5 separate regions of the Homo sapiens genome follow, and all the other regions are linked to region 4. A link is an interaction called in ENCODE POLR2A ChIA-PET data of the cell type or tissue named here. Cell type or tissue: MCF 10A. All regions are shown on one strand. Region 1 overlaps LINC01599 (long intergenic non-protein coding RNA 1599). Region 2 holds the start of LINC01588 (long intergenic non-protein coding RNA 1588). Region 3 overlaps LINC01588 (long intergenic non-protein coding RNA 1588). Region 4 holds the start of LOC105378179 (a long non-coding RNA gene). Region 5 overlaps LOC100506446 (a long non-coding RNA gene).

The links. Peaks named below come from ENCODE experiments on the same cell type or tissue, not always from the same donor. Only the 100,000 strongest peaks of a DNase experiment are listed, where the experiment ranks them.
Region 1: POLR2A ChIA-PET joins it to region 4 with 13 read pairs; 19 of 35 experiments call an interaction of 5 or more read pairs at or near these places.
Region 2: POLR2A ChIA-PET joins it to region 4 with 19 read pairs; 28 of 35 experiments call an interaction of 5 or more read pairs at or near these places.
Region 3: POLR2A ChIA-PET joins it to region 4 with 13 read pairs; 28 of 35 experiments call an interaction of 5 or more read pairs at or near these places.
Region 5: POLR2A ChIA-PET joins it to region 4 with 11 read pairs; 19 of 35 experiments call an interaction of 5 or more read pairs at or near these places.

What each region holds. Positions count from the first base shown.
Region 1 is chr14:50,078,259-50,083,258 of GRCh38, reverse strand. The region is part of intron 2 of LINC01599 (long intergenic non-protein coding RNA 1599); the gene reads left to right. Among named protein-coding and RNA genes, the nearest start is that of LINC01599, 24 kb to the left of the region's middle. RefSeq lists enhancers at 1-119, 250-299, 340-399. In MCF 10A, no CTCF peak of the experiment used is centred here; no DNase peak of the experiment used is centred here.
Region 2 is chr14:50,006,244-50,011,243 of GRCh38, reverse strand. It overlaps LINC01588 (long intergenic non-protein coding RNA 1588), which reads left to right and starts at 3,724. Exons shown (of 4, transcript NR_126498.1): 1 at 3,724-5,000. It overlaps LINC01599 (long intergenic non-protein coding RNA 1599), which reads left to right. Exons shown (of 9, transcript NR_131171.1): 7 at 218-310; 8 at 559-638; 9 at 3,825-3,931. RefSeq lists an enhancer at 1,386-1,886. In MCF 10A, a CTCF peak has its summit at 3,727; a DNase peak (open chromatin) is centred at 2,103.
Region 3 is chr14:49,999,168-50,004,167 of GRCh38, reverse strand. The region is part of intron 1 of LINC01588 (long intergenic non-protein coding RNA 1588); the gene reads left to right. Among named protein-coding and RNA genes, the nearest start is that of LINC01588, 5.9 kb to the left of the region's middle. RefSeq lists silencers at 512-871, 557-1,070, 2,772-2,901 and enhancers at 2,132-2,341, 2,352-2,401, 3,382-3,431, 3,418-4,065. In MCF 10A, no CTCF peak of the experiment used is centred here; DNase peaks (open chromatin) are centred at 2,487, 2,907, 3,157, 4,817 and 3 weaker places.
Region 4 is chr14:49,866,034-49,871,033 of GRCh38, reverse strand. LOC105378179 (a long non-coding RNA gene) reads left to right here and starts at 2,864. Exons shown (of 3, transcript XR_943839.3): 1 at 2,864-3,048. RefSeq lists a silencer at 2,650-2,839. In MCF 10A, no CTCF peak of the experiment used is centred here; a DNase peak (open chromatin) is centred at 2,743.
Region 5 is chr14:49,948,160-49,953,159 of GRCh38, reverse strand. All of the region lies in intron 2 of LOC100506446 (a long non-coding RNA gene), which reads left to right. Among named protein-coding and RNA genes, the nearest start is that of MIR6076, 16 kb to the left of the region's middle. In MCF 10A, no CTCF peak of the experiment used is centred here; DNase peaks (open chromatin) are centred at 2,109 and 2,659.

The DNA.
Region 1 (5,000 bases), 210 kb before region 4:
AGCGGCCTGATGCAAGCCAAACACCCACAGGAGGGGAACTCCGCTCAGTCTCTCTCCTGAGAGAAACTCTGGAGGTGTCTGGCCTTTTGAGAGCAAGGAGGAGGTTTGGAATCAAGTGTGCAGAAGCTCTGCTTGTCCTGGACGCTCTTAAAGGCTCCAGGAGAACACTTTGGGTGCTGCTTTATATGAATAAAACCAGCATGGCTAAAAAAAACATATTCAAAAAGTAGAATCCAAGGATGATGGTGCACATCACTGCACATCTTGCACGTCAGGAAGAATCCCACGTTCCTGGACCCCCATCCCCGGTGTAGCTGACTTGGAAAGCTGAAGAAGACCACGAAGCTAGATTTATAGGATGTTACAGAGCCAGCAGGTACTTTAATAATCTAGGCTAGGGCCCAGTGCAGTGGCTCCTGCCTGTAATCCCAGCACTTTTAGGGGCCAAGGCGGGAGGATTGCTTGAGCCCAGGAATTCAAGACCAGCCTGGACAACATAGCGAGCCTCTGTCTCTACAAAAAGTAAAAAATTAGCAGGGCATGGTGGTGCAGGCCTGTAGTTACAGTACTCAGGAAGCTGAGGCAGGAGGATCGCTTGAGCTCAGGAGATCAAGTCTGCAGTGTGCACTCCAGCCTGGGCGACAGAGCGAGACCCTATCTCCAACAAACAAACACAAAAAATCCGGCCAGGTTCCTGTCTAACAAAGAAGAAGCAAGGCTCCCACTTAGGCCTTCAGTTTGACTTCTCTGGGCATCTGAAGAATTAGTAGCAACCTCACAGATTTACTGTGAAGATTAATTGCAATGACGTATATAAAGCCCTCGGCACTTTGCACTCAGTAAGTGGGAGCTGTTATTATTTCACGGGTTCTGTGTGCTTGAGTGCATGGTGGCAAGGTTGGGGTGGGCGGGGGGAGCTGTTTCAGCATAGTATAAGAAAGAGCTCAGCTTCCTGAGACAGGGTTCTTATATATTTAGAGTCTTTTTAATTGGAAAGGACAAAATAGGCCATTTAATTCAATCCCTTTGTTTTAGAGCTGATGAAGCTGAGCTCCAGACAAGTGAGGGCTTGCTCTGGATCACACGACGGCCTCCTGTTCGGGAATCCTGTATCATGCCTACACAGTAGGGAAACTGCTGTGCTTTTAGCCTAGAAACTCCGCTGCGAGTTATTTACGCAGCAGCAGATGGGAGTTCCTGCACACTAGACCAAGTGCTTGGTTGGATCTTTTCAGAGACCACCGGCGCCATCACGGTGGGCCCCCGAACTTTTGTAAATGAATGAAAATACTACATAGAATTACATACAAAGGCAAGTCTGGATTTGAAATTAATGACCGCGGGATTCAGAAATGATTTTGAGATAAAATGAATAGTTCAAGAAAATTTGCGTTGCAGTAGACAACACTGCTTAGGAAAACTCCTCCTCTGTAGAATTTCAGAGACAAAGATCATGACTGTTATTTTAATTCATAGCCTCAGGGTGTTTGGAGAGAGGAGGAAGAGTGAGAGTTCTGAAGCTCTTTTTTTTTTTTTCTTTTTGAGACAGAGTCTCGCTCTGTCACCCAGGCTGGAGTGCAGTGGTGTGATCTCAGCTCATTGCAAACTCTGCCTCCCAGGTTCAAGCGATTCTCCTGCCTCAGCCTCCTAAGTAGCTGGGACTACAGGTATATGCCACCATACCCAGCTAATTTTTGTATTTTTAGTGGAGACAGGGTTTCACCATGTTGGCCAGGATGGTCTTGATCTCCTGACCTCGTGATCTGCCTGCCTTGGCCTCCCAAAGTGCTGGGATTACAGGCTTGAGCCACAGCTGTGCGGAAATAGGACTGTTTTCTCTTTCTGAAATAGAATAGCTTTTAAATATATAGCAATGTCTAGCATTGGTCAAGCGTTTGGTATGTATTTTACTTATTTGTTTAATCTTCACAACAACCTTAGGAGATAGGTGCTAGAATTATCCCATTTACAGATAAGAACACTGAGACCAAAGAGTAGCTTATTCATGGTCAAATAGCTAGTAAACAGCAGCATTGGGACCAAATCTCTGATTCTGGCTTCAGAGCCATTCTCTACCCTTTTGAGAGAGTCCAGGTACCAAACCTATGAGACTAAGAACTATTAAACATTCCCTGTGCACGTGTGCATTTCATCACATTACTATGCCAAGGTTAAGTGTATGCAGCTGAATCCTCTTGGTGCTTAACACCCTAGTCTACCCCTACCATACTGTTGGTCTGGAAATTCTGCAGAAACATGGGTGGGATCTTTTATTTTCTAATCTCCAGTGCTCAGCCCTTACTTTATGGCTGCTGGAAGAAAAGCAGGAACTAGCACTGCTCTTTAGGCCATAAATGGCATAAGGAGCCAGCACCAGGCTTAGTATTAATAGGTTTTTTGTTGTTGTTGTTTGTTTTTGAGACAGAGTCTCACTCTTTTGCCCAGAGCTGGAGTGCAATGGAGCCATCTTGGCTCACTGCAACCTCTGCCTCCCGGGTTCAAGCAATTCTCCTGCCTTAGCCTCCCAAGTAGCTGGGATTACAAGGTAACTGCCACCATGCAGGGCTATTTTTTTTTTTTTTTTTTTGTATTTTTATTAGAGACAGGGTTTCGCCATGTTGGCCAGGCTGGGCTTGAACTCCTGACCTCAGGTGATCTGCCCGCCTCAGGTGATCCACCGCACCTGGCCTGGATGTATACAAATTTATCATATATTAAAGAATATTTTAGGCCAGGTGCAGTGGCTCACGCCTGTAATCCCAGCACTATGGGAGGCTGAGGCAGGCAGATCACCTGAGGTCAGGAGTTCAAGACCAGCCTGGCCAACATGGTGAAACCCTGTCTGTACTAAAAATATAAAAATTACCCGGGTGTGGTGGCAGGTGCCCATAATCCCAATTATTTGAGAGGCTGCAGCAGGAGAATTGCTTGAACCTGGGATGCAGAGGTTGCAGTTAGCAGAGATCACGCCACTGCACTCCAGCCTGGGTGACAGAGCAAGACTCCATCTCAAAAGAAAAAAAAAAGAATATTTCTATTGGGTCTCATCTTACAGATAATGCTGAAATAAATATTTACACACGTGTGTTTTTGTCTTGGACTGGTTTCGTTATTATTTATGAAAAAAAATCCTAGAATTGGAATCGTTAGGTCAAAGAATATTTGTATTCTAAATTTTAATTGATATTTGCATATGCCACAAAGAGGTTGCACCAATTTGCTCTCAGTGAGAAGGAATTTTCTTTTCTTTTTTTTTTTTTTATATTTTAATTTTACCTTAAGTTCTAGGGTACATGTGCACAACGTGCAGGCTTGTTACCTATGTATACGTGTGCCATGTTGGTGTACTGCACCCATTAACTCATCATTTACATTAGGTATATCTCCTAATGCTATCCCTCCCCCCTCCCCCAACCCCACAACAGGCCCCAGTGTGTGATGTTCCCCTTCCTGTGTCCATGTGTTCTCATTGTTCAGTTCCCACCTATGAGTGAGAACATGCGGTGTTTGGTTTTTTGTCCTTGGGATAGTTTGCTGAGAATGATGGTTTCCAGCTTCATCCATGTCCCTACAAAGGACATGAACTCATCATTTTTTATGGCTGCGTAGTATTCCATGGTGTATATGTGCCACATTTTCTTAATCCAGTCTATCATTGTTGGACATTTGGGTTGGTTCCAAGTCTTTGCTATTGTGAATAGTGCCACAGTAAACATACATGTGCATGGGTCTTTATAGCAGCATGATTTATAATACTTTGGGTATATACCCAGTAATGGGATGGCTGGGTCAAATGGTATTTCTAGTTCTAGATCCCTGAGGAATCACCACACTGTCTTCCACAATGGTTGAAATAGTTTGCAGTCCCACCAACAGTGTAAAAGTGCTCCTGTTTCTCCACATCCTCTCCAGCACCTGTTGTTTCCTGACTTTTTAATGATTGCCATTCTAACTGGTATGAGATGGTATCTCATTGTGGTTTTGATTTGCATTTCTCTGATGGCCAGTGATGATGAGCATTGTTTCATGTGTCTGTTGGCTGCATAAATGTCTTCTTTTGAGAAGTGTCTGTTCATATCCTTCGCCCACTTGTTGATGGGGTTGCTTGTTTTTTTCTTGTAAATTTGTTTGAGTTCTTTGTAGATTCTGGATATTAGCCCTTTGTCAGACGGGGAGATTGAAAAAATTTTCTCCCATTCTGTAGGTTGCCTGTTCACTGTGATGGTAGTTTCTTTTGCTGTGCAGAAGCTCTTTAGTTTAATTAGATCCCATTTGTCAATTTTGGCTTTTGTTGCCATTGCTTTTGGTGTCTTAGACATGAAGTCCTTGCCCATGCCTATGTCCTGAATGGTATTGCCTAGGTTTTCTTCTAGGGTTTTTATGTTTTTAGGTCTAACACTTAAGTCTTTAATCCATCTTGAATTAATTTTTGTATAAGGTGTAAGGAAGGGATCCAGTTTCAGCTTTCTACATATGGCAAGCCAGTTTTCCCAGCACCATTTGTTAAATAGGGAATCCTTTCCCCATTTCTTGTTTTTGTCAGGTTTGTCAAAGATCAGATAGTCATAGATGTGTGGTATTATTTCTGAGGGCTCTGTTCTGTTCCATTGGTCTGTATCTCTCTTTTGGTACCAGTACCATGCTGTTTTGGTTACTGTAGCCTTGCAGTATAGTTTGAAGTCAGGTAGCGTGATGCCTCCAGCTTTGTTCTTTTGGCTTAGGATTGACTTGGCAATGCGGGCTCTTTTTTGGTTCCATATGAACTTTAAAGTAGTTTTTTCCAATTCTATGAAGAAAGTCATTGGTAGCTTGATGGGGATGGCATTGAATCTATAAATTACCTTGGGGAGTATGGCCATTTTCACGATATTGATTCTTCCGATCCATGAGCATGGAATGTTCTTCCATTTGTTTGTATCCTCTTTTATTTCATTGAGCAGTGGTTTGTAGTTCTCCTTGAAGAGGTCCTTCACATCCCTTGTAAGTTGGATTCCTAGGTA
Region 2 (5,000 bases), 140 kb before region 4:
GTCCCAAGCCATTCTCTCAGCATTTATAACAGGAGGGTGTCTTTACTGATGTGTCTGGAATTAATTATTCTTTTCTTTTCCACAGTGGCCTTCATTGGCATCACCAGCACTGGAGCTATTCCAGTGAGGATTTTTGCTGCGGCACATCACGGAGTGGCATGAGAGGTCAGAGAACTCCTAGTATCCCCCAAATATCCATTCTGTTCTTCTTCCTTAGTGATGGGCCCCCGACATGAAACTGGCACTCAGAATGAAGAATGCCTTTTCCAGCCTCCCTCGCTGGTGGAGTCTCCGTGTTCCAGCCAATGAAGTAAGTGACATGGCATGTGCAGTGTGGGGAGAGAAGAGGGGAGGGAAAGGAGTCATGGAAGGTTTATGCCAAACGCCGAGGATGGGGAGAAAGCAGGATAAAGAGATCCTGGTTCATGACAACCTCAGGAAGACTAAGTCCAGACTTCATTCACCTGAGAAGGAAATACACTTCTATCTTTGTTTAGACCATTTGGAGGCAGAAAGTAGGGTCTTTAAAAGCTGAATCCAATTCTCACTGGCACCTAGGTAGGGCATGCAGTTGCCTGCCCCACTGAAGTCAACTTCAGCCTGAAGATTGGGAGACTTCCGAAAGTGGAAAACTTGGAGTAAGTGTGGGTCGGGATCCAGATGCCAGTCCCCATGGCCTCTGCTGAACAACTCTTGGAGTGGGGAAATTCAAACATGGAAGGGATCCCTGGGGAGAAAACCTCACTATTGTCCCAAAATTCTGCATGACTGGAGTGAGTCTCTCAGAGTCTCTTTTTCAAGGCCGTGTTGCTAAAAGCACAGTGGAGACAGATCACCTAGCTATGATGAAGGAAGGGGAATGGTTTTAATAAAGAGGGAAAAAGTGGAAGGCAGTGTTTTTTCTTTTTTCTTTTCTTTTTTACTTTTTTTTTCTGAGACAGAGTCTCGCTCTGTTGCCCACACTGGAGTGCAGTGGCATGATCTCAGCTTACTGCAAGCTCCACCTCCCAGGTTCCAGCCATTCTCCTGCCTCAGCCTCCCGAGTAGCTGGGACTATAGGTGGCCGCCACCACACCCGGCTAATTTTTTGTATTTTTAGTAGAGACGGAGTTTCACCGTGTTAGCCAGGATGGTCTCGATCTCCTGACCTCATGATTCGCCTGCCTCGGCCTCCCAAAATGCTGGGATTACAGGCATGAGCTACCATGCCCGGCGGAAATACTTTGCTTTTTAAAAATTTTATTTTATTTAAAAATTTTATTTTTAGGCTGGGTGTGGCGGCTCATGCTTGTAATCCCAGCACTTTGGGAGGCTGAGGCAGGCGGATCACCTGAGGTCAGGAGTTCGAGAACAGCCTGGCCAACGTAGTGAAACCCTGTCTCTACTAAAAATACAAAAAAATTAGCCGGGCGTGGTGGTGCATGCCTGTAATCCCAGCTACTCCGGAGGCTGAGGCAGGAGAATTGCTTGAACTCGAGAGGCGGAGATTTGCAGTGAGCCGAGAGCGTGCTATTGCACTCCAGCTTGGGTGACAAAGGTGAAACTCCGTCTCAAAAAAAAAAAAATTATTTTTAATTTACGTATTTTTAGAGATGGGGTCCAGCTATGTTGCCCAGGCTGGTCTCAAACTCCTGGCCTCAAGTGATCCTCCCTCCTCAGCCTCTCAAAGTGCTGGGATTACAGGCTGGAGCCACTGTGCTGGTCACACATTGCTTTTGATTGCTAGAAACCAGTTTATACTTCAGACTTGAGCCAGCTGGTGATCAGTTCTCTTTAAATTGCAAATGATATAAACTCCAATTCAAATGGACTTCAGCAAAAAAGATAATTCATCAGCACATATAACTGGAAGTTCAGGGGCTTCACATACTGCTGAATTCGGGTGCTTCGACCGGTCATCAGGACTCAGCTCTCAGAGTTGCCTTGTCTCTGTGGCTCTTCCTCTCCCGAGAGTGGCAAGATGGCTACCGGCATCCTTAGGGTCACACTGGAACAGGTTAGAAGTTCCTGTGGAAAGCTAGACACTTTCCCAATAGTTACAAATATTACATACATATATATACAAAGCGTCCTGGGACTGACTCATTTAACTGACACGTACCAGTCCCTGAAGGCCTTGTTGATTGGCCAGGCCTGGGTCAGTCCTGAATCTGGGTGGGGTCAGCCTCACCAGAACAGCACAGTGAGTTTGGGGGTAGGGGGACGGAATATGCAAAGAAAAGCCAGGACAACACTAAGCAGACAAAATAAAGGTTTTTTTTTCCCCCTATTACAACCAAGGCCACCTGGATTTCATAATTCCTGCCCAGGAGGCAAACCTGGCTCACTAATTTCAGTGTTCTTTATTAAAGACACACACAGCAGAGACAGAGGAAGAGAAACCAGAAGAGGGAGGTGAGGATGGAGCCTCTAAGGGCAAGAATGCATTCTTTTTTTTTTTTTTGAAATTTTGTTTTCGTTTGAGACAGGGTCTCACTCTGTCACCCAAGATAGAGTGCAGTGGCACAATCACAGCCCACTGCAGCCTCAACCTCCCTGGGTTCAGGCAATCCTCCCACTGCAGCAACCTCCCCAGTAGCTGGGACTACAGGTGCATCCTCATGCCTGGCTAATTTTTGTGGTTTTTTTTTTTTTTTTTTTTAGAGATGGCGTTTTGCCATGGTGCCCAGGCTGGTCTCAAACTCCCAGGCTCAAGTGACCCACCCACCTTGGCCTCCCTAAGTGCTGGGATTACAGGCATAATCATGGCACCCAACTGAGCGCTGCAAGGGTCTTTTCCAAGCTGAGTGCTGTAAGGGTCTGGGTTAGGCAAGGAAGACACTAAGGGTGTGGCCACTTGCTGTACAGTGGAGCAGGGGCCTTAGAACTACATAGAAGAATGCAAGCAAGCTCCCCCTTTCTCTGGAGAAACAGCATCTCTATTTTCCAAGCATACATGCTATACCAGCATCCTTGGAAAGATGATCAAATAAAAGACAGACAGTGTGTCTGCTTGCAAGATATACAGAAATGTGGCCAGGCACGGTGGCTCATGCCTGTAATCCCAGCACTTTGGGAGGCTGAGGCGGGCAGATCACGAGGTCAAGAGATTAAGACCATCCTGGCCAACATGGTGAAACCCCATCTCTACTAAAAATTAAAATATTAGCTGGGCGTGGTGGCATGCACCTGTAGTCCCAGCTACTCGGGAGGCTGAGGCAGGAGAATCGCTTGAACCCATGAGGCGGAGGTTGCAGTGAGCCGATCATGCCACTGCACTCCAGCCTGGTGACAGAGCGAAACTCCATCTCAAAAAAAAAAAAAAAGGAAATATATAGAAGAATGCCTTCTGAATAATCATTTCTTTTTTGAAATTGTGGCAAAATCTCCCTGGACTCAAGGGATGGGTGTAAAAAGCAGTTAGGCAGAGGATGAGGGCCTGTGCCTGAGGCGTCCAAGGGCAGCCCCAGCTCCCTGCAGATCCAGTGCAGCGGGATGTGCAGGTAGATCTCCCTCCCCAGGGCACAAAGCTGGGTGGGGAACAGCTGTCAGAACCAGCCACACCCCACCCCACCCTGCCCAGGCATCAGAAACCTCAGGGAAATGCCTAGATACTCCACCTCAAGGAAAACATTGAGGCCCTGTAGCCAGGAGTGCCCTGTTTGTGTCTAAAAGTTGCCCCAGCCCAAATTTACAGCTGGGAGGATCAGAAGGGCAATCTCTGTCTTCTCCCAAAAGGAAATCATACCCATAGTTACCACTGGGAGCAGGGTGGGCCGTTTACACTCCTCATCCTACCTCGCCATCACCTTAGGAAGCAGCCATTCTCCTTGTCTTTACTGTAGAGGAGGAAGCCTGGACAGCCTGCAGTTGAGGGGACCTGCACAAGCTCACAGGACTCTTCATCACCATGACACCACGCTCACCGCAAAATAAAAATGATCAAACCTGTCATGATGTCAGCAGCACCGGTGTTGGTCTTTGTGGGAAAGAAAAACACAGGCCAGGGCTGCAGCACGATTGTGTCTGCCCAGCTCTTGCAGCCTGGAGAACACCGTTGGATTCCCTCCCACACATGCTCCCAGGCTGCCTGCCTGCCTCACTTACCTGCTCAGGGTGGGGCTTGAGGGTGGCCCCTGGGAAGAGTAAGAACTGGCCAAGACTGAGATGTCCTTCCCTCATTTAAGGTACCGCCTTTTCCCTTTTCCCGCCATCCTGGGTGCATGGATACTTGGGATTAGAAACTGGACTGGAAATGTAATCTTTCTTCGGTTTGGGGCTGAGAACTGGGGATTAGTAGGATTTTGAGTTTATGGCACAGCCTTTTCTTACACCATTTCCTAAAAAGCAGTTAAGATTACACCAGGCACAGTGGCTTACGCCTATAATCTCAGCACTTTGGGAGGCTGAGGCAGGTGGATCAAGACCAGCTTAACCAACATGGTGAAACCCCATCTCTACTAAAAATACAAAAATTAGCTGGGCGTGGTGGCACGCATTTGTAGTCCCGGCTACTTGGGAGGCTGAGGCAGGAGAATTCCTTGAACCCGGGAGGCGGAGGTTGCGGTGAGCTGAGATTGCACCATTGCACTCCAGCAGCCTGGGCAACAGCAACGAAACTCCGTCTCAAAAAAAAAAAAAAATTACAGTCATCTCCCAGAAAAATCAAGAAGGAAGAACCTTGGAGGTTCAACCTATAGAAGATATGTTCTCATGGAATAAACCAAAAATAATTTTTATTTTCTAAAAAATCAAGAACAGAAGTCTCTCAACATTTAAGTTTTACAAACAAATAGAATCTGAGCCACTGGGTTAAACATGACAAACGACACACAGTAACAAATATTGAAGACATCATAATGCCAAAGCAACAGAAGCAGCACCAGAAATGTTGCTGAGGCCACCATTTAATTAACGCAAGTTGAACATATGGCTTTGGTTACATGTGGTTCCAGGCCAGAGGCATGGAAGTCAGTGTTTGTGGGAAAGCCAGGAGGAAAAGCTCCTCTCCCCACCTCCAC
Region 3 (5,000 bases), 130 kb before region 4:
TCAGATGGGCTCGTTAGACAGTGCTTTAATTTAATATTGAAAGAACTTTTTGCTTCCCCTCCTCCAAGTTTTAATAATTCTTAACAGAGGGAAACAGCAACAAAATTTTTGCTGTAGTGGGTATTAAAGAAGGGAAAACAATCATGAATGCCGGAGTCAAAATGCCCAAGGAGCGGAGGCACCAGCGTTCTCCACCTGGTTTGGCGGCGCACCAGCAGTGTGACCTGGAATCTGATCTCTCTGGAGCTCAGTGTCCTCACCTATAATATGGGGTATTGAACTACACACTTGGCAGGACTTTGCCCTAAAGCTAATTTTCAAAATAAAAAAAAAAAAGCCACTTCCCTTTTCCCACATTAACCCTGAGAGAGAAAGAGGAAGCGGGAAGCCCGCACATGGAAGCAATTTATTGCAGACGTTCCTGGGCTGGGAGAGGAGCCTTCTGACTGCTGCAGAGACCATCACCCGGTCCTGCACCTTTACCGGAGGTGCGGAGAACTGCTCGGCCCGCACCGGGCTCGGGGGTGTTCACGGGCTGCGCTGCCTCCCCTGCGCGCAGGACAGGAGTCGCCAGAGGCCGGTGGTGGATTTCCTCCCCGCATCTCAGCTCTCCGTCCAAAGTCAAATTGCTCTTTTCTCCGCCCACGCGGGCGTGGCAGCTGATATCCGGCCGCTGGGCGTCCCCGCGCCCCCGGGGGCCCCGCCCTGCAGCTATCTCCGCGGCCCACCCGGCGGCGCCTCCCTGCAGGGCTGCTCCCCAGCCCAAACCGCCGCGGCGCGACGTGGAGCCAGCCCCGCAAAGCTGCATCCACCCCCCGAGGACCAGCCCCTCGAAGGCAAGGCCAGGACCTCCCCGGGCGGCTGCAGCCGTGAGCCACCCCTGTTTTGTGAAACACACACTCTGCCATTTCAGGCCGCACTTGCCCGTTGCCATGGGCGTTTTCTATGTTGACACAAGCAGGGACACGGAATCCCTTGACTTTGAGTTGCAGATCGTGGGTGTTGGCGTCTCCGCTGCTTTACCAGGAAGGATGGAAGGGGCTTCAGCCTCCATTCTCACTTTCCTTCTCAAGGAGTTGGCTAAGCATCAGGAGTTTTCTCTTAGGCTTCTCTCAGGTCCCCTTTCCCTGAGAGGTGAAAAGTTTTTCAGAAAGGTGAGCAGCTTTCTCTTTATTCCCAGGGACCACTTCACACACCCCTTTTTCGCCTCCAGAGTAGATGGAACCGTGGAACGAGGGAATCCTGCCCTCTGGTTGTGTCTGTCATCTCCTACTGGGACCAGAGCCACAAAAGCCACAAAAGACCCAACTCTCTCCAGCGTGCAGGCATCCCAACTAGAGGAAGCAAGGAGGCAGAGACCAAGAGGACATCAAGAGGCGTTTGAACCCGCAGAGAGGGCCTGGGAGCACAATGCTGAGCGTAGGTCCAACCACTGCTTCTCAATGGGGTGGGAGAGCGGCGTGGGGAGAGTTGTGGGCATTTAGGGCAGGACAGTGCCCCCCACCCCACTTGGGACGGGGCCGCATTGCATCATCACTGTAACAGCACTAGCTGCCCCTGCCCCCACAACCCCTATGTATGAAATGCAAGTAGCACCTCCCCATCTTTGTGACAACCCAAAATGCCACCTCCTGTGCCCAAGCACTCTCTAGTGAGGTGTTTCCTTAGGTTAAAAACCACTGTTAGATCATTTCCTAAAATATATCTCAAAAGACCTCAATTAGTTCCTTCATATATAAGTAGGTGTTATATGAAAAGAGTAGCATGCTGATATCAGTATCATGCTGGGTTTGGGAGATGGTGGGTTAAAAAGTGGAACAGGATTTACTTACAGGACTTCTCAGAACCTTTAATATATATAAATATATGTTTTGAATCACCAAGAGAGAGATGGACTATGCAGATCCCCAAATTTAATTGGCCCTGGAATTCTTTCTTTGTGGGACCCTTTTGGGTGGAACCCACCTTAGATACCTCTGAACTACATTTTGTCGTCCAGGGCACTCTCTGGGGACTTCTGTGTCCTTCCCAGTGTGAAGTGCAGGAGTGAGCAGTCAAAAGGCCCTTATGTTTTTACTGAATTGAAACACCTAGAATGTGTGAAGATACCAGGAAGGAGGCCAGAGCTTCAGGAAACCGCTGCAAAGATGATCTCACAAAGAAACCATTGTGGCAGGGCTCCTGGAGCACTCAAGTTGATGTGACGTGTCCTACTCCTGAGAGCACGCAACCCTGCTGGCTCCTTGGGCTTGCATGGCTCAGGGAAAGGAAAATAGCCCGGGTGTTTGGAAGAGAAGTATGTGTGGATGGAATTATTCAAATGCTGATGGATGGATTGGGTCTCCTCTCCTGCTGGCCCGGCAGCCTCTCCGTGGAAGGCTTTGCCCAGGAGATGGGTCACAACAGCTCTGGTGAGATGCTGGAAACATAAGCCCAGGCAGATAGAATGGCAGTGAGTCACAGTAAACCGACAACCGTCAGGTGCTCAGGAGGGAAGCTGAAGCCAGGGGACTCGCTGTGCTGAGCTAAGCGAGGAGCAGGACTCTCCTGTTGTGCAAAACACAAAGAGCAGAGTGTTCAAGTCCAAGGATCAGGTTCCTCCAAATGGAAGCCCAAGCTGTGCACGCTGAGCTCCAGGGCTGGCGATACAATCACCTGCCTCTGCCCATGCAGGAAGGTACCACCCAAACATACCCATTTCTCCCGGGGCATGGGCAGGGGCCAGGGGAGACAGGGCCCTACCACTTCCCATGTAAAACTGGGTGAGCAGCCCAGCGCCCGTCAGAGCCGAAGCACCTCACCTGCACCCCCGCCCCCGCCCCCGCCCCCGCCCCGCCCCGCCCAGCCTTGTAATCTGGGCTCTGCTCGCCATGTGCTCTGTGCTAGTGAAACTGCCCTCAGAGCAGAAATAAACTGTTGGCTCTCAAGTTTTTCCAGACTAACCGGACTGGCCAATGCCTGAGGCTCTGTGTTCAAGATAAAAGTGCCTAAGAAAGAAAAGTGCAGGTAGGCAGTCCCCACTTCTGCAGGGCTGGTGGGCTCTGGGGATCCTGTCTCAGCCTGCTGAACAGCCCAGAGTGGCTTTAAAAAAAAAAAAAAAGCCTGAACAACCTTTTTTTGCACATGGGTCACAGTCAAGCTTCTTAAACTTGGATGACAGTAAACCTATGACTAACTGGATAATTAAAGCCACAAGTCTGGAGGCCTGGGCAGGGCTCTGCTCTGGAATCTCCGGTGGCCTGTTCCATAGGCCAGCGTCCCTTGTCCTTCCCATAGCAGAAATGCTTTCGTGAGTTGGAAACCCTCTGTGGTGACCTCTACATCTTCTCAAGGTCAGTTATCCACTTGTCCATGGCTTCGTGCCCCCATCCCACATCCCTGTCCACTGCATGGAAGGAGGAAATCTAACCCACCCGCCACAGTGCAGCCCACACTCCCCACACTGCCCCGACAGGAACATGACAGAAGGTTTCCAACTAAAACCAAAGTTACTCAGCAAAGCTTCCTGCCAGGCAGCCGTGCTGGAGGGCGCAGCGTGCCTCTGTCTGCTCTTTCTGTTCTATGAAACTTCTCTGCTGCAAGCACTTGAGAGCCTCTTGGCTTCCTGGGGAGAGTGGACTGAACTTCAAAGCAGACACAGCTGCAGCTAAGAAGCCCCTGGGTTGCCTCAAAGACTCTGTCTCCTCCCAGTCTGAAGCTTCTGGTGAATGTTTCTCCCTCATTCCTGAAACAACAGATAGAGCTGTTGAAGTTTACAACGTCCCCCAAGGCATTTCTGTGTTTCTGCCTTTAATCTAGGGCCCAAGTGACCACCCACAAGAATGCCCCGAACACTCACTGCCTCAGGATGCGTCCTGCAATTTACATTCCCGTGGTGCCTCTGCCTTCACCCCACGCTGGTGCCCCCGCCTCCACTCCAGCCGTCTCTCTGGCCACCCCTGCCCCCTCGCTTCTCTCCATCATGCCAAAAAGTGCCCTCGTCCTCTGACGGTGGAAGAGGGGATTCAGTTAGGAGTCGGGATGGCCTATGTGATTTTTGTACACTATTCCAGAATAGGTGTGTGGTTGCTTTAAAAATCAAAAGAAATGTGTCTTCCAAATCTTTGAAGCCCTTTGATTTCAGGAAGCTGTGGACCGTGTTTAGCCTGTGGCTCTGTGTGCCCCTTGGCTGCTGCTGCTGCTTACTCCTGAGGGTGAAGTTGCTAACATAAGAAACGAGTAATTTGGATTTGCGCTTCTTGGTAAAAACCCCTTTCCATTAACCTGTAAAACTCTAGAGGGCAGGGGATCTCTCACATTGAATCTGGTGGTCTTGTGAGAATGCCTGGAAAATAGTAGGCATTCTCCAATGATTGTTGTTGGATTAGTGTCATTGCTTAAAGAAAAAAAAAATCAAAGAAAGTCACTCTCTTAGCTCAGGATGGTGTATTTGCAAGTGTTTAGGCCAAACATGTGTTGAGAAATTGCACATATACTGTGTACAACTCATGTCATCAGGAACTTATGTTACCAAACCTCTTGTTTCACCCACTATCTTATCATCTGTATTGAGCAGACTAAGACCTAGCAAACCAGATGAGCCTTCAGGAGATCTGCAGACTGATAAGGGCATTTGAGATAAAGAAATCCCACAGAGTTCTAAAACCAAAATGAAAAGTATAGAGATGATTGTCCTGTGAAATGGCCCCAAGCCTCAGACCCATTACCATCTACCTCTGGCCTCACTTGGGGGCTACTGTAGATGCTCAGCACAGAACCTCTTAGCTGTGGTTGTGACTTCCTGGCTGGCCAGGCCTGTAAGAGGCGGAGGAAGAAGTGCTGTGGCGAGCTCTGTGACTCAGAGGAAAGCAGCCAGGACATGACGTCCTGCACGACTGCCTGGGGTGGCTGCAGGGAGGTGGCCTAGGGACAGATGAAGCTGCAGTGGGGACCACCTCCCCTGCAGAAGCAGTTTTCTTGTCCCTCCTCATCCAAACACACTCCAACTTAAAAAATCATTA
Region 4 (5,000 bases):
GTGTGAATTCCTTTGGTCATAAAATATACATATAGGCCGGGCGCGGTGGCTCACACGTGTAATCCCAGCACTTTGAAAGGCCTAGGCGGATGGATCACCTGAGGTTGGGAGTTCGAGACTAGCCTGACCAACATGGAGAAACCCTGTCTCTACTAAAAATACAAAAAAAAAAAAAAAAATTAGCTGGGTGTGGTGGTACATGCCTGTAATCCCACCTACTTAGGAGGCTGAGGCAGAAGAATCACTTGAACCCAGGAGGTGGAGGTTGAGTTGAGCCAAGATCACACCACTGCACTCCAGCCTGGGCAAAAAGAGTGAAACTCTATCTCAAAAAAGAAATGTATCATACACATAAACTGCCTGGTCACGGTGCCTCACGCCTGTAATCCCAGCACTTTGGGAGGCCGAGGCAGGCGGTTCACTTCAGGTTAGGAGTTTGAGACCAGCCTGGCCAACATAGCGAAACCCCGTCTCTACTGACAAAAAAAAAAAAAAAAATTAGCCAGGCGTAGTGGTGCACGTCTGTAATCCCAGCTACTCGGGAGGCTGAGGCAGGAGAATCGCTTGAACCCAGGAGGCAGAGATTGCAGTGAGCCGAGATCGTGCCACGGCACTCCAGCCTGGGCAACAGAGTGAGACTCCATCTCAGGAAAAAAAAAATCATACACATAAACCATAGTGTAACAGAATATATTTTTAATTATTAACAATGTGAATTGTGATGACATACTGTATGTGTAATGTATCCCCTAGCAAGTACCTATGGTGCTATTTGTTCAACCACCACATCATAAACTCTCAACAAAGTAATATTTAAAAACTGTCTAAACCACACCCATGAAAGCTTAAAATTTCCCCCTCTAAAATAAAAGAAGTGAAAGTAGACTGTCATATGAACCTCAAAAGGCCATTTACAGCCTCAATGTTCCTCCATTTGTTCATAAGGGGAGGAGGTCTAGGGGAAGATATTACTCTATGTGGAGGTGGTGAGGAGAGTAATATCTTCCCCTAGACCTAGGGAAACCCTAGGATTTTTATACTAATCATGGCTGGGGCCAGAGGACATGCAAAATTAGACATTAACCCAGTCATTCTTCTACTCAGAAATTATGTCCTCTCTTCCAGGTCCAAGATGAATAGACATAAACCTATATATGATTAAACTGTTTGCATCATGTCAAGCAAATTGTTTCATTTTTTACACTTTTATTCTCAAAACTATTATTTTTCCCCCATATTAACTAATAGTTGACACACTGGGACACCTAGCACATAGCAGATCTCAATACTTATTTGTTGAATGAGTAAATGAATGGTTTAGGCAAATAATGTTATCCTGATCCTCTTACCTTAGTCAGTGAAAGCTGTATGCAATTTAAAGTATTTGTTTTCCTACCACAATCTAGGCACGTTCAAATATATATGTATATATATATACACACACACACACACACACACATATATATATATATATATATATATATATATATATACACACACATATATATTTGTTTTTGAGACAGAGTTTCGCTCTTATTGCCCAGGCTGGAGTGCAATGGCGCGACCGCGGCTCACTGCAACCTCTGTCTCCCGGGTAGCTGCGATTACAGGCGCCCGCCACCACGCCCGGTTAATTTTTTGTATTTTTAGTAGAGACAGGGTTTCACCATGTTGGCCAGGCTGGTCTCGAACTCCTCACCTCAGGTGATCCACCCACCTCCGCCTCCCAAAGTGCTGGCATTACAAGCGTGAGCCACCCAACCGGCCGGCCAGTTCAAATGTGTTAACCTCAGCGTATAATCAGCTTGGAGAATAGAAAGTCAAAGAAAGGCAAATCAATTTGCCAATTATTCTGAATGGTGACATTAGCCTAAATCTACAGAGTCCCCAAACAAAAGAAGCACTCTTCAAAGTTAGCTAATGAAAATGAAGCATTTTAAATATTTTCAAAATGAATAAATTAAATACAACATAAAGCTTTTACCACATTGGTGTGAACAGATAGAATCAATAGTTGGATAAAGTGTGTTAAATATCAGGATATTAATGTATGGAGTTTTGGTTTGGGGACATGATTTATTACACGTCAGATCAGAATCAACGTAATAAATAGTCGTGTTGTAATGGAGTTCTACTAAGATCTAAAATGTCAAAACATTTCGGCAGAACTGTCATATGGAAATCAAAGCATATTCAAATGGGAGAAAATAGACCCCGCAAGTTTATTTATAGGCCTAGCAGTGTAACATTGGATAAGTAACTTCAACTGTTCACTCTTAGGATTTATTCTGATATTTAAAAGCCTGTCACAAGAAATGTGTTTCTGGATCGATTAAATATTGTGTATCAACCATATTAAAGGCTCTTCCTACACGCAGGGTGTTGTCGAGAAGAAAACGTGTTTTCTGTCAAACTGTAATTCCGGTTAATCCACCGCTCGTTTATTAAATGTAACTGAATCAGGGACAACCCACGGGGTATGTCCTGAAATGCACATAACAACCCGTCGCAATGAAAATCCTGCCAGCAGCAGTAGATGACTCCGCTGCAGCGAGCTGCGAATAGGCATTGTGTCAAGGGTGGGGAAACTCCGGGCGCCGTGGGAGGACGTAGCTCAGGGTTGAACCGCCACACCCAGGTGACCGAGCTCACGCTGGGTAATTTGTCGGCCAGGCACTCTGGCAGCCTGCCTCTTCACCGCGCCCCGCCGGCGGCCCCGCCTCCCTCCCCTCCCAGTTGCTGGCTGCCCCACCTCTTCCACACCCCAACTGCGGCCCCGCCTCCCGCCCGCCCACTTGCTGGTGGCCCCGCCTCTCCCACGCCCCGCCTCTCCCACGCCCCGCCTCTCCCACACCCCGCCGACAGTCCCGCCTCTCCCCGACGCTTCCGCCGGCGGCCCAGTCCCTTGCCCTGGGACCCCAGCCTGTAGTGTTTGGAGACCCCGGCTCCTCTTCTATTTCTCTTGATCTGGGGTCCGGCTGGCGATAGTGTCCGCGGTGCGCCCCTTTCTCTTGGTCGTTTATGACCTCCACGTCGTCTTTTCTTCAGGTGCGTTGGGCCCCCTCCTCGGGTGTTCTCTCACGGCCCAGCAATCAGGGCCTGTGCGGCTCAAGTTCAGCCTCAGCTTTGTCTGGTACCCCTTCCCTGGTGAGAGCTGAGAACTCAAGGACCAGACTCAACCTGCCCACAAGCTTTCTTCCCTTACCAGGGCAGAAAGCCTTTTCGTATGACTCCATGCTCTTTAACGTCTCCAAAGGACTAATTTACAAACTTTTGAGCTCTATGGCATGGAGTTTTTTGTAGACAGATTGAGACATCCCATTTCAGATGAGGTTATTATCTACTCCAATGTTCAGTGCCACAAAATTAACTTTCATACAGGTTACTTTTTTTTTTTTTTTTTTTGAGACGGAGTCTTGCCCAGACTGGAATGCAGTTGCACGTCTCGGCTTACTGCAACCTCCTCTTCCCGGGTTCAAGCGATTCTCCTGCCTTAGCCTCCTGAATAACTGGGACTACAGGCGCGCGCCACCAGGCCAGGCTAATTTTTGTATTTTTAGTAGAGATGGGGTTTCACCATGTTGGCCAGGCTGGCCTCGAACTCCTGCCCTCAAGTGATCCGCCTGCCGGGGCCTTACAAAGTGCTAGGATTACAGGCGTGAGCCACTGCGCGCGGCCGTATAGAGGTTACATTTTGAACAAGCAAAGCCCCATATAGCCAGACACGGCCTTGTTTTTTGCACTGTTAAAAAAGCAAACGGCTGGCCGGGCGCGGTGGCTCACGCCTGTAATCCCAGCACTTTGGGAGGCCGAGGCGGGCGGAACACGAGGTCAGGAGATCGAGACCATCCTGGCTAACACGGTGAAACCCCGTCTCTACTGAAAAAACAAACAAAAAAGCTGGGCGTGGTGGCGGGCTCCTGTAGTCCCAGCTAGCTACTCGAGAGGCTGAGGCAGGAGAATGGCGTGAACCCGGGAGCCGAAGCTTGCAGTGAGCTGGGATCGCGTCACTGCACTACAGCTTTGGCGACAGAGCGAGACTCCGTCTCAAAAAAAAAAAAAAAAAAAAAAAAAGCAAACGGCTGATTCGAGGTTGTGCATAACTGACTTAGCACTGGATACTATGCCGATCACTAATTCATAAAACAATAAAGGTGAAATATATAGAATAGTAAAGTGATTAGTGTGACTGATAGTGGTTCAATTTAAATAGTCATAAATTATGATGCACCAAATCAAAAGATTATAGGGCCACCTGGCCGGGAGCAGTGGCTCACACCTGTAATCCCGGCACTTTGGGAGGCGGGCAGATCACCTGAGGCCAGGAGTTCGAGACCAGCCTGGCCAACATGGTGAAACCCCCATCTCTACTAAAAATACAAAAATTAGCTGGGTGTGGTGAAGCCTGCCTGTAGTCCCAGCTACTCAGGAGGCTAAAGCAGGAGAATCATTTGAACTGGGAAGGTGGTGGTTGCAGTGAGCTGAGACGCGCTACTGCACTCCACCCTGGGAGACAGAGCAAGACTCTGTCTCAAATAATAATAATAATAAAAGATTATACTGCCACCAAAAACATAGTAACATGTGGGAAAGAAAAGCAAGACACAGATGTTTTATTTACAACATAATTATAATAAAAATAGGTATGCATGGCCGGGCGTGGTGGCTCATGCCTGTAAGCCCAGCACTTTGGGAGGCTGAGGCGGGTGGATCACCTAAGATCAGGAGTTCGAGACCAGCCTGGCTAACATGGTGAAACCCCGTTTCTACTAAAAATACAAAAAATTAGCTGGGCATGGTGGCACGTGCCTGTAATCCCAGCTGCTCTGGAGGCTGAGGCAGGAGAATCACTTGAACCCAGGAGGCGGAGGTTGCAATGAGCTGAGATCACACCATTGCACTCTGGCTTGGGCAAGCGGAGCGAAACTTCGTCTCAAAAAATAAATAAATAACAAAAATAAAAATAGGTATGCATATAAATACAGATTGTAGAAGAATAC
Region 5 (5,000 bases), 82 kb before region 4:
AAGGTAAAGTTGAAATTAAGTTGATTTAAATACATGAAGAAACTCACCATCTCTTGCCACCTAGGTTTGTGGCTTGGGCTTCATACCTACAAACATTGACTATTTGGAGTCCATACTCAGTGGAATTTCTCTCTACATCAAATTAGTTGGGTCCACTTGGGAAACATGCTGGAAACCCTAGACTCTAGATTGGTCTTAAAATCTCTAAGTACAGCTCCTTTCACATAGAGGGACATACCATGCTTGCTGCCAGACCATTCTAAGTAGACTCCAACTAGCAACACTGGAAACATCTCTTTAGATTTGAGGATAGGAACATCAGATGGCCCAATATAATTCTTGGTTGCAAGCAACAGAAACCAGCCCTGACTAATTTGATTTAAGCTGGAATGTATTAGAAGGATACTGAATAGTTCACAAGATGGATGGGAGGGCTAGAGAACAAGGATCAGGAAAATGGCTGGAAACCAAGAGAGAATGGGCACGGAGGAGCATGGCCCAGGTCATTCCACAGGACAGTCTGCCCCTGCCAGCACCTCACTGCTGCCCACAGATGACACTGCCACCACTAGCGTCCTCTGAACTATTTTTCACCCTCTGCTTCTTCCCTTGATATTCAAGGTCCAGAAAGGAGGCTCTGACTGGCTGAGCTTGAGTCCTGCACCATTCCCTGGAGGTCCCTGAATAGAGGGAGGGGGTTGGCCGTGAACACAATGTAGAATACTGTGTCACACCAAAACTGTGATTGGAAGAAGGGAAGCTGAACAAAAAATAAACACACTTAACAAATGTCCACCACATTCCCAACCACTTAAGGAGAAGAAAAAAGCGTTAAAGTCTTGAAAACTCCAGCTTTCAGTTAACTACCTTGTAAAGGTACTCACCTATTTCCCAGGATCAAGCCCTATAAAAGTTTTATGCAAGCTCATAATTTCACTCTCAAATGAATTTGTAACCCATGACCCTGATTCCTGCCCAGTACTTGGCCCTGCCCATTGGCCCTGGATTGCTTTCTCTGATTAGATTTCTATAGCAATTCCCCAGGCTCAGGGACCAAAAGACTTGCCAGGCACTTAAGTTTGAACAACCTTTTGCACTTCATCTCTCACTCTTACCTCCACCCTGAGGCACATGGGTGCTGTTGGCTCCCTGGTGAAGTTAAGAGGGAAGATAAACTTAAGGACCACAGATTTAGAAGGCTATTTTCATCTCCCCACTTATAGGCAGAACTACATTCTCAGAAAAACAGAAGTATGGCCTATTTTTTAAGCTCTTCAGAAGTGGGAAAATACTATTCTCGATACATCCAACAGAAAATAAGACACAAGCTGTGTTTGAAGATTCAGTAGAAAACAGAGAACACTTGATAAAAACAGGGGAAAAAAACATGTTCATAGACTGTCTCCAAATCTGCTCAAGTGTACAGGAGGAAGATACGTCCAAAGGATCATGACAATGGTGGGGACACATCACCCCACATCTGTGATTGCTCCTTGCTGCTTCTCCAGCTTTGGGTGATGAGTGTGGTGAACAGATACAGCCTGTGGCATAGGTCCAGGCAGGAAAGGGGTCTTCTCTTACATCTGGTAGCACTGGAGTAGGGGGAGCCTTGGGATCTGTGTCTCGCAAAAGCATCTCCTTTCTTCTGGAGGTTTTTCAGGATCCAGGAATGATAGAGGAGACAGATGCTCTGGAAAGGGAAATACTAGGTGAGATCTAAGGGCACATTCCAACCTGCCATTTGTGCAACAGGAAGTGACACAAAGTCTTAGAAAGTATTTATAAGCCATAAATGACCACTAAAAGCTGGTTAGCTAATTTTCTTTTAAAAGGAAAATGTTGGGGAATTTTAAGTAAAGGCAAAATCTTTCCAATGCTTCTTGTTTTAATTTTCCTTAACTTTTTCACTTAGCTTGATCTGTATTTAAGGGTCTCATGTTGTTAGTTCAGCCAAAGGAAGTGCAAAATCCTCCAGGCTGTACTACTGTTGGCCATCCCCAGCCTGTGTGTAACTGAACATGCCCATTAGCAGGATCTTGGGAGCCACAGTACCAGTGCCCTCAAAGTTGGCCAGTGGCCAGCAATAAACAGGTTCTGGCTGGTCATACCTGAGGTTTGGAAAGCTACTTTGTACCCAACCCTGAGGAGCGGTGTGGAGCCAGGACAAGAACAGGCAAGCTCCTGCAGAATTCTGTGCCCGTGTAGGGTGAGCCTGCTCCACATTATGCTCTGAAATGGGAAACCTGGGGCAAAGGTAAGACATCTCAAAGGAAAATAGAGCAAAATTTTAAATTCTGAGGGCTCCTCTGCACTGCAGAAGCCGACATCCCCTCCCATGTCCCCTCCCTCATGGCCAATCACTCTGCTAAGGTGTTTCTGCCTCATTTAGTGCAAGCATAATAAAATAGAAGAGGAAAGTGAAACTACACATATGTCTCTTTTTCCATCAGAGGTGAAGCTAAAGTATATAGCATTTATAAAGATTATATAAAATATAAATAGAGTATATAATATTTAAGTTCCTTACAACATTTTCCTGAATATGATTGACAATGGCTACAGAACTTGGAATGGGGATTTTGTGTGACTCACATTTCTTTCTTTCCGTTCCTTAACTGTCACACTCACTCCATAATAAAAGGCTTTCAGACATATTATTACATCAGGAACACTAACAGTTCTCAGGGGACCTCCCTACCCCAAGGAGTTCTCACTCTCTCTCCATAGAAGATACAACATTCTCAAAGAGTGAGTCAACTTATCAGGTTAGTTAAGGTATAAATTACTCAGCCATCAATCTTCACATCAATAAAACCTGCATAGGTTGGCATAGATTTACTATATTAGACCAAGAGACACATCTGAAGGCAAACTCTTAGCTGGTCAGAAATTCCCAGGGTGAGTTTTCCAAGCAGGACTGAGACCTTAGCATTTGCATGACTTTTGGTATAAGCTGTTGGCTCTTACACGTTATGTTTCTTGGGTTCAGAAGAAAGTGAAAAATGACTTAGATTCCAAAATGGAAATGTATCCCAACATTTTGGGAGGCCGAGGCCGGCGGATCACCTGAGGTCAAGATTCAAGACCAGCCTGGCCAACATGGTGAAACCCCGTCTCTACTAAAAAATACAAAAATTAGCTGGGCATGGTGGAGGGCGCCTGTAACCCCAGCTACTCAGGAGGCTGAAGCACGAAAATTGCTTGCACCCAGGAGGCAAGTTTGCAGTGAGCCGAGATCGTGCCACTGCACTCCAGCTTGGGTAACAGAGCAAGACTCTGTCTAAAAAAAAAAAAAAGAAATGTAATATATGGGGTCCACAAAAGCTAGGTGCATCATATATTTTAATTTCTAAAGATGCTCCCAAACTCCTTTCACACTCAGGCGGTGACCCAGCCTTTTGCTTCATTGAGAAAGAAGAGGGCATCAGGATAACTCTCTCACCATTTTTCTATCTCCCAACTTACATTTTTTCTTTTTCCATTATTTATTTATTTATTTATTTATTTTATGAGACAGAGTCTCATCACTCTTGAGTTCAGTGGCGCAATCTTGGCTCACTGCAGCTTCAACCTCCTGGGCTCAAGCGACCCTCCCATATCAGCTTCCCAGATAGCTGGGACTACAGGCATGTGCCACCACACCCAGCTAATTTTTTTTTTTTTTTTTTTTTGAGATGGAGTCTCGCTCTGTCGCCCAGGCTGGAGTGCAATGGCATGATCTCAGCTCACTGCAACCTCTGCCTCCCGAGTTCAAGCAATTCTCCTGCCTCCTGCCTCAGCCTCCCAAGTAACTGGGATTACAGGCACCTGCCACCCCGCACAGCTATTTGTTGTATTTTTAGTAGAGACAGGGTTTCACCATCTTGGTCAGGCTGGTCTCGAACTCCTGACCTCAGGTTGATCCACCTGCCTAGGCCTCCCAAAGTGCTGGGATTACAGGTGTGAGCCACCGTGCCCAGCCCAGCTTATATTTTCACTTGCATTCTTTGTTCCAGCTGAAGGAATGTGTACCCTCCTCCTAGACTCACCACTGCTCTCCTGATGCTATCCCCACATCCCTGAAACCTCAAGCCATCGATAGGCCCCACTCCCTTCTTTCTCTGTTCTTTCCCTTGTTACAAATCTCCCTCTTCCTTTTCTCCCTAAGAAACATGGTCAACACTCCATCATGAAAAACTGCTCAGTCTACTCACCTTCTCACTGACAATCTCCCTGAGCAGCTATTTGTGCCTCAACCCACTGGAGTGTGGCTTTCAGTTGCTCCACTCCACAGAATTGTTCTTTTTTTTTTTTGAGATGGAGTCTCACTGTGTCACCCAAGCTGGAGTGCAGTGACGTGATCTCAGCTCACTGAAACCTCCACCTCCCAGGTTCAAGCGATTCTCCTGCCTCAGCCTCCCGAGTAGCTAGGATTACAAGCGCCCATCACCATGCCCCACTAATTTTTGTATTTTTAATAAAGATGGTGTTTCACCATGTTGGCTAGGCTGGTCTCGAACTCCTGACTTCAAATGATCTGCCCGCCTCAGACTATCAAAGTGCTGGAATTACAGGCATGAGCCACCACACCCAGCCTCACAAAATTGCTTTTTGAGGCCAGTGACTGCTTGATGGCCAGACTCTTATCTCAACCTTGGCCTTGACTTCCAAAACAGCGCTCTTCCCCAAATCTCCTGTTTCTATGACCACTCACATCATCTTTCTCTACCCAGCCCTTAATATCAACCTTTTTCAACTTATGCTTCCTCCTTTGGATGTTACATCTATTCTCACAGTTTCACATATTACTTATAAGCTAGTAATTCCAAATATTTATCTCTAGCCCTGAACTGTCTTCTGAGTCCCGGACCATCTCCAAGTGCATTTTGGCCATATCCACCTGGGTGTCCCAGAGGGCCCCTAAATAAAGAAGTCTAAATCCAAACTCATCCACTGTCTTGTCTCATCTCTAACCCCTCACTCCCCATCCCTAGAAAATGTCTGCATTTTATCTACCTAAA